Regions from separate parts of the Homo sapiens genome. Here region 1 is linked to region 2. Evidence: read pairs that join two places in POLR2A ChIA-PET (ENCODE). Cell type or tissue: Panc1. All regions are shown on one strand. Links, peaks and the distances in the headings refer to the core of each region. The heading gives the core; the rest is flanking DNA.

The links. ChIA-PET counts read pairs that join two places held together with the same protein. Peaks named below come from ENCODE experiments on the same cell type or tissue, not always from the same donor. Only the 100,000 strongest peaks of a DNase experiment are listed, where the experiment ranks them.
Region 1: POLR2A ChIA-PET joins it to region 2 with 5 read pairs; 3 of 35 experiments call an interaction of 5 or more read pairs at or near these places.

The regions. Positions count from the first base shown.
Region 1 is chr2:36,490,510-36,494,911 of GRCh38, reverse strand. All of the region lies in intron 7 of CRIM1 (cysteine rich transmembrane BMP regulator 1), which reads right to left. Among named protein-coding and RNA genes, the nearest start is that of FEZ2, 110 kb to the left of the region's middle. In Panc1, for the core only: no CTCF peak of the experiment used is centred there; no DNase peak of the experiment used is centred there; H3K27ac peaks cover 4,000 bases.
Region 2 is chr2:36,328,849-36,333,250 of GRCh38, reverse strand. No RefSeq gene overlaps it. Among named protein-coding and RNA genes, the nearest start is that of CRIM1-DT, 25 kb to the left of the region's middle. In Panc1, for the core only: no CTCF peak of the experiment used is centred there; no DNase peak of the experiment used is centred there; H3K27ac peaks cover 1,392 bases.

The sequences.
Region 1 (4,402 bases), core at 135-4,134, 160 kb before region 2:
GGATCACCTTGAAATTCTATCTCATCTTGTATTGAATCAGCTGAGGAATCAAAGAAATACCTTAATGTCCTCCAAAGGAAGAAGGCTTGAAACAGCAGGAATTCACTGTCTTTGGCTACAACTATTTCTAAAGGGAACCCTCCAACAGCTTCCTTGTGGAGAAGAATTCTAAAATATTCTGAGCCTAGAAGCAATAAAGAACAAAAATGGGTGTTTGTTATGTCTACATTGGTTTGCTGTTTTCTACTCAGCATCTGAGTGGGAAACTTTCCTCTCCTCTACCTGTTGTTTTCTTGAACGATTTTTAGAGACCCTCCAAGCACCTTACACTGTCCAGAAGAGCTATTTTTAAAGAACCCTTGGGATTGTGTCAGGAGTGCAGATGCTCAGCCACCAATTCTTATCCCAAGTCTTAGAAAACAAAATTTTGAAAGAAAATATCTTCTAACGTGCAATAACATACACAAACACATGTTGATTCTTTATTTTACATTTATTAAAAATTTAGGGTTACTTCTTTCATAACCTAAAAAGCCTAACAGATGTCTTGTCAGTAAAATTATTTCCAGGAAAATGTTAGTATTTTTTACAAATTAGAGAGCTTCAGACACTGTTATTGAAAAACACCATCGGTATTTTATATTGATGCTCACATATTTCCTAGGAGCAATTTTATCTACTCAATGGCGAAATTAAGCTACTGGGATCACAATTAATTTGATTAAAAATATAAAGTTAAAATGAAAATCATGAATCTAACTTCAAGGCCACGGTACTAAACCATAAATACATATTCGGTTATTCAGGTGTTATAAATGTGTTAAGCAAACAAATCTAAGCTCTCTACTTTCTTGCCTTTTGTTAGTTTATTTTATGAGAAATTCTCCAAAAACTGGCCAAGGAAGTAAGAAGCTGAAACTCAAATTCAGCCTTTTAAGATGCTGGTATAAAGTTTGTAGATCAGTCTTACCCTCACATTATATAGTTCAACAACTCTGGGAGAACAATAAAAATGAACATACTTTGATCCTCAGTTATTTTTAAATGTATAATTATATATATTCACTTCTGAAACAATACAATAATTTTTATATTTCAGGTATATGTAGCCTAAATGACAATATTAATGGATGCTTTTAAATTGCTGTCTAATCTGTATTACTCCACTGAACTGCTGGTTTTGAATTAATCCATACAAGGTTCTTAGATAGATTACTATGAGCTGGTTCTCCCTCAGAAATAATATTAATTATCTCCTTTGAGAAATGTGTGAAGCACTCTTTCTGATTAGCAGCCCTGGGAAAGCTGACAACCAATTAGCAGTTCTTGAGTATGGGTGGGTGACTCTGTAAATGTACAACTGTGGAAGGCATACACAGCCATCCCTGTTGGGTCTGTGTGTAGTACTGTCTTGTCAGGAGGGTAATTAACTCTGTTTCCAGATTCTGATGGTCTCTAGGACTGCTGCCTCACTGTGCTGTCCTCTGGTAAACTGCAGGCCTGGCTGTGGAAAGCAGCTGTCTGCCAGCACCCTCTGTTCCTATGCATTCATATGCACACACACCCACACACTAAGAAAAGTCTTTCTGGAAAAACCTCTTTGTAGGCAAATTTCTAGAAAACAATGCTTTTTTTTTTCCTTTTTATTTATTTTTCTTCTTCTTCTTTCGAGATGAGGTCTCACTATGTTGCCCAGTCTGGTCTCGAACTCCTGACCTCAAGCAATCTTCCTACCTCAGCCTCCTAAAGTGCTGGGATTACAGAAAAAGTACTTTTTAAAGACACACACATTCTTACATTTCTTTACAAGTGAAAAAATACTCAGGTGGAAGTATTAAGATAAATGAAGCTAACAATTCCTATCTGTCTCTCGTTTCTCTTATTACCTCTTCTTTCAGGCTTTAATAATGCTTTGCAGATTTTACATAGCTCTTCTTTGTAAATTCCCAAGCCTGCTTATTTGATTATGAGAGACAAAAATGAACAATTATGCTTTCTTTTCAGACTTACTTCAGGCGCTCTTTCTTAAGGTAGTTTTATTTTTCTATTTTGGGCAGGGATTGGGGGGTTGGAGGGGGCTGAACGTGGTTAAGCAACGTGAATATCCAATGAGTAGGAAAATTCCAAAATGTCACTGACTTGACATGGCAGTTCAATGGCTAAATATATCAGGTCTCCTAGCCAGGGCCATAAAACTGGAGATAAGGCTGGCCAAGACAGCATCAAAGCTTGTCTGTTTTGCTGTATTTTCATATGTCAAGCTGTTAACACAGATGCTTTTCAAATGTGACCCATAACTGGTCAGAACACCTTTCAAATAAATCACTAAATTGTCAACATAATTGCATCTTGGGAAGGAAAGTACAGTGAAGATGAAATTTTCCCAAATGAAGCTAGAGGGAAAACTCTACTAAAGCAGACAATAAGAAAAAAAAAAAATTGAAGATACAAAAATTCCCTAATCTGGAAGTGGGAATTTCCGTAGCATCTGAATGTGTACTTAAGAAAGCCTCATTAAGTCATGGAAAAAAGTCTCTTACGGTTGGAGTTTTCAAATTCTTTTAGCCGCTACACATTTGGTTATCCTTTTTCCCTTTGTACACTTCTCATAACAACACCTACATCCTTGTAATTTCTGAAGTACTTATCTCAGAGCAGTTTATTTTATTTTAAAATGAACAGTGTGCAAATGTTCCCAAGATTTGTATTATTTTGTGATCGGAAAAGGAAGCAACCATGTATTTATTTTAGACCTATTTATTAATTTTGTATGCTTTTCCCAAGGAATCTTGGCTGTTAGACATATTAATATTTTTCTTCCTTTACCAAAAACATATTTAATAGGAAAAGATGGTAGCATTATTGAGATTATTAAAAGACCACAAAAGACAAATTAAAATTTTTTTTTATAGAGTGGGGTATCTTTTTCCAGGAATCCAGCTTGAGATAGCTCACAAAATTATCACTGGATTCTAAGAATCTAGATCTTTTATACTTGTCTTACATTTTATTCTTATTCTTTTTATTGCTAATGTTCATAGGAATTATATTTTGGTAGCTTTAAGTGGAAATAATGTGTTACATTAATAGGTATGCGGGTTTGTGTGTGTGCACATTTAAGTAGCTATTTTCAACTTGGAGGATGGGTCAGGCGGTCAGACTTTTGGTAACTGGAACCTACCCTTCTGGCAAATGGTTGAAAACCAGGGAGGAAGGGTCTGCACGTTAGGGACAATACTTCATTCATTGTTTATAACCTCAGCACCTAGTACAGTTTGGTCTATAGAACTGCTCAATGAATGAACAAAACGGGAAAACGAAAGACATCTAAGCACCTAAAGTCAGTGTAACATTATTTGGCAAAGAAGAGCTCCCATTCAAAATTGTCCTAAGAGGCTGTATCTCTAATTTTCTAACTTTTAGAAGATTAGACAGTAAGTTCCTTAGGGTCCACACCACTGTGGCAGTCTTTTGCACATAGGAGGTACACAATAAATGAGCTCCACTGAAGCAGAAAGCCAGATCTTAAGGCTGTTGTAAACCTGACACACTTAATAATGGTGAAAATGGAGTGCAAATCCCCAAATCCAAGCCGTCCAAAATGAGATTACTCAGTGATGACACTCGGTTTCCTGAGATGGGTTAAAATACGATCATATGATCTGTATCTTTGGCTTAAGAAGGCAGAAAAGTACACAAAGCATTATAGAAGGCCTCCTATAAAATTCTTAATGTAAGATCTGACATCCCAAATTTTAATTATCTGGAGAATTCACTTCTGGAACTACCCTACTCCTTGATAATGCCAAATAAAAAGTGTTATTAAAATAATCCTGAAAACAGCTAGGCAGTCATTCAACTCAGGAGCTCATCTTCTACTGCGTGAAGTTATGGGCACTTTTGCTGACTGCTTGGCAAATTGACAACCGGCTTAATTAGAGACTGACAAGAATCAGAGAAAGAAAAGGAAGAGTGCATAGCAGAATGCACACGTGCTGATGATGGTATCCTGGTGCCTGGCAGACTGATGGAGGCTGAGCAGCTCAGTTACTCAGTGGGGACTTAAGTGCCAATGGTTAGGGCCTGGGGCCTAGAATTTGGATGGATATGCACAAGAATGGGCAGAGGTCAAGCCTGACAGGATGGGAGAGTGGGTCGGGGCTCTTGGGTTGAGTAATGTCCCTAGGTGGGAGGATGCAGGAATAAACAAGTAGAAGCAGAAAACGGATCCAGCTCTCCCAGAAGTCAAACAGCAAGGTCAAAATTCCAGTCAGAGGCTCATCAGAAGAACCCGGGATCAAAGGCTGGGCCACAGAGTTCAGAATAACAGTAACCGGGTCTCAGCAATGGGGATGGAGCCAGGAGTGGACTGGCCTTTGAATCTAAGCCACAATGATCAAGT
Region 2 (4,402 bases), core at 160-4,159:
CCTGGTCAACAAGGCAAAACCCAGTCTCTACTAAAAAGACAAAAATTAGCTGGGCATGGTGGCAGGTGCCTGTAATCCCAGTTACTTGGGAGGATGAGGCAGGAGAATCACTTGAACCCGGGAGATGGATGTTGCAGTGAGCCAAGCTGGCACCACTGCACTCCAGCCTGGGCGACAGCAAAAATCCGTCAAAAAAAAAAAAAAAAAAAAAAAAGAAAAGAAAAGAAAAGGTGAAAGTAATTGACTCAATAAGGAAAGAGAAAAAATCAGTTGCTGAGGCTGCTAAGATCTACAGTAAGAACAAATCTATCCATGACATTGTGAACGAGGAAAAAGAAATTTCTTCTAGTTTTGCTGCTGCACTTCAAACTACAAAAGTTATAGCCACAGGTGTGATAAGTGCTTAGTTAAGATGGAAATGGTATTAAATCAAATCATAGGATGTATGTATAGGAAAAATAGTCTCTATAGGGCTTGGTACTATCTTCCATTTCAGATATCCAGTGGGGGTTTGGGAATATATCCCGCAAAGATAAAGGGTGACTATTGTATCATACACGTATTATAGATGACATGGAATTTTCTTTAAACAACTTGAATTTAGTAGTACTTAAAGTGATTTAGATTTTTTCATAAAAACCTACAAAATTTCATAAAAACCTATAAGATTTATTTCATATATTAAAAATGAAGCTTTTAAACTTTTTTTATATTTTAAATTCCATGCACTCACAAGTCACAACTCACATACATTCCTTGTCTTTTTCTAGAAAACCCTAGTCTATCAGAAGTTGGAATAAAACAAACCTTCAGGTACCCGGAATAAGCAACGAACTTTCCGAATTAGAAAGCCAGTATAAATTGCAGATATGCTTGAAAAAATAATAGGTATGCTATTATATTAGGATAATAATAGATATGGAAATACTATACAGACGAATCAGGGATTGACTATTTTATATCACAAAGTAATTTATTTCTTTACAAAATGGATCCCTGATTTACAAAGGGGTTTACCTCATGCACATTTATAAAGCAAGCTTCCTTATTACAGCATTTCCTTGGGGCACACTTCTTAAGAATCCGAATATTCATTTGGCAGTATTTATTGAGTTTCTACAACATGCCCCTCCACCATATTAGGCTCTTAATTTCAATTAAGACAAGACACTCTCTCTGTGCATGAACAGTTTCTAGTTTGTAAAGAAGATATATAAACTGACAATTCAAGCACAATGTCACAAGTGATGAGATGAAAATTGTCAACCAAGTGCCCAGGGAAAAGTGCATGTAACTCAGCCTGAAGGAGGTGGTGAGAGCCTTACTGAAGGGATGGCACTTGAATTGAGTCTTAAAAAACTAGTCACCGGCGAAGTAAGAAGAAGAGCAAATCAGGCAGAGGAAATAACAGGTGCAAAGGCACTGACGCCTGACAAGTAGATTGTCAGACATGTGAGGCTGACATGAGAGAGGTGTAGTGCTGGGGGTGAGAGGGACAATAGCAATGAAATTCAGGATATAAATTAGTTATAGGCTGTGGAGGGTTTTGGATATCACGCTAAGGAATTTGAACTTTATCCTGCAGAAAATTGTGCCTGTAATTGCAAGTCTGTAAGACTTTTTAGCGGACGATAGTATCAGTTTTGTTCCTTAGGAAAATAACTGGCAGCTGTGTGGAAGATAGGCAGCAAGGGGGAAAGACAGATGGCACAGAGAACTTTTTGGATACCTGTGTTAATAGGCATCATGCTCTGGTAGCTTTAATGTGTAGATTTCACCCTCTGCAGTAAGGTCAGAAGAGGGGAGTTGTAGGCAGGAAGAAAGGTTGGAATTGAAGCATGAAGGTAGCTCGCATAGGCAGACAGGTGAGAGACTGAGCTCAGAAAAGTAAGAAAGTGCAGGAATGAGCCTGCAGATACAGAGTTCAGTCCAGAGAGGACAATGGAGGCTGGAATCAGTAACTCTCATCTAGGGGAAACAGTGACAGGGGCAAGATACAATGGAACAGGTATTCAGGCCATAGGTTCTGAGAAAGAAGTGAACCGGCTTTAGGCAAGAGGTCAGAATGTGAAGAATGGCACAGAATAACAAACATGCCAGGGCATCTCAAACTTTAGTTAGTATCAGGATCACCTTTAGGGCTTTGAAACATTCAGATCTCTGTGCCCCACCCTCAGAGATTCTAAGTCAGTAAAAGTCTGGAATAAGTCTAATAATTGGCATTTCTGCATTACCCAAGTGATGCTGATGCTACTGGTCTCTGGACTAAACAAGGCTCTAAGCAGCCTTCCAGATCTACAGTCCTCTGAATTGGTTTCAGGATTTAAAAACATTTCAATGTTCAGATGCACACATTTACTTACCAGACTAGAGAGAATTCTGAGTTGGTGGAGGAAGGCCAGTTCCTGATAGATCAAACATGCAATCTGAGAGGCCCAACAGCAAAGTAGGCAGCTTTCCATGAAGACCAGAGTGAGGGTTGATTAAAAAAAAAATTGTTTTTGGTTCCTCTACAGGCAGCTGCTGGAAAACAGGACTAATGGTTGTTTGAGGAGTGAGAGAAAGGGGCAGGCCCAAGCAAGCACCGTGCTCTGATACTGTCTCTCCTGAAACTGGGTCTGCCAGTCTGGAAGCTGGCGGCTCTGCCCACCTAAATCATTGCTCAGATAGTCACACACAGAACATCTAGGCCTCTCTCTGTTTGTACCTGCCCTTATGCCAGTATCACACTCTTCATTTCTGCAGTTTTATAATAAGTTTGAACTCAGCTCAGCATGAAGCCTAACAGTTTCTGAGGCTTTCTTAAAATGGGACTGAAGGATTTTGTTACACTATTAAAAAGAAAATATATAGGTACAGATAATCAAATTCTTGAGTTGATTACATTATTGTGCATCTTTTAATATGGCAGACTAAACAGGCCTCCAGAAACTAGGCCACATTTTCTGGATAGCTGCCAGTAATTATATGTCAGGAATGCCTATATAAGCAAGATGTTAATGCTCAACAATTATTCCTTCTTCTTTTTCCTTTTTGACTTAAGCTGCAAAGGTAACAGTAACACTGAAGCCATAACCAGTGCAACCTGAGCAACAGATGGCAATTTGCTTAAATTTGCAAGAAGGATTTGAAATTCGAATTGATTAAAATACTGGTACCTATGGTAGATGAAAAGGAGTTGATTCATGTTTCAAGATCCTTCAAATATGGAAATTATTAATCAATGAGTCTGCTAGTTTATCACTAGGTATTAGCACATACAAACACCAAATTCCTCTAACATTCTCAGAGGATGTGCGACACAAATTCCTTTGGCTGCATAAGCAAACACACACTTCATTTCCATGTCAACGAGTAAAAACAAAATTAATCAGAGCAACAGAGCAACTGGAACAGTGTGGGGGTATATATTAGGTGTTCATAGGTATTGGTTGAATAAATGAATGGATGAATAAATGAGTGCCAAAGCACAGAGTGGAGGTAACTATCAACCTTCCGCAAGACCAGGACAATAAAAACAAAAAAATGTGCATTGTTTGGCTACAGAATTCCAAATTTAGAAAGCAGAAGATGTAGAAGGACAGGGGAGACTGGAGAAGAAGAGGGGGCTGGGACATAGTAAAGGCTGGATTATTGGAAGACGAGGAAGATGAGTATAACACAGAATTGAATCACTTAACTCCTAATGAAAAACACTTTAGCAAAATAGCTCTTCAGACAAGGAATGGAATAAAATCAGCATTGACATAAACAAGCTCTTGGTTCTAATTATCTGGCAAGCAACTGCTGCAGATCTCAAAGAAGCTGAGTGGGTGAGGCTGGATCTGTGGTTTTGGAGTCTACTCAAGCATATTGAAGGCTCTTAGGGAAACATAAGTGTTAGAAAGCTTGGAGTGTTGGGGATATCAATTTATTCAACAAGGGTTTATTGATCTCCTACCAGGTATAAATATTTTTCTTGATACAAGAGTAAATGGCGTGTGATTCTTTTCCTTAAGCATCATACAATCTATATGGGGAGGCCATCCATGTTCAGAAATAATCATATAATAGGGCAAACTTTGATAAATGTCTAGAAGTGTGAGGATGATTTGGAATAGTCATTCATTCATTCATCCATTCATACATTTTTTAACAAAGTGTGCAATCCAGTGGTTTTAATATGTTCATAAAGTTGTGCAACCATCACTATTATGCAGTTCCACAAAATTTTCATCATCCACCAAAAGTCCTGTAAGTACTAGCAGTCACTCTCCATTCTTTCCTCCCTCTAGCCCCTGACAACCCCGCTAATCAATTTTCTGTCTCTATGGATTTCACTATTCTCAATTGATTCCCCAAAATAAGCTGACCATAAATGTAGGGTTTATTTCTAGACTCCCAAATCTATTCCAATGATGTT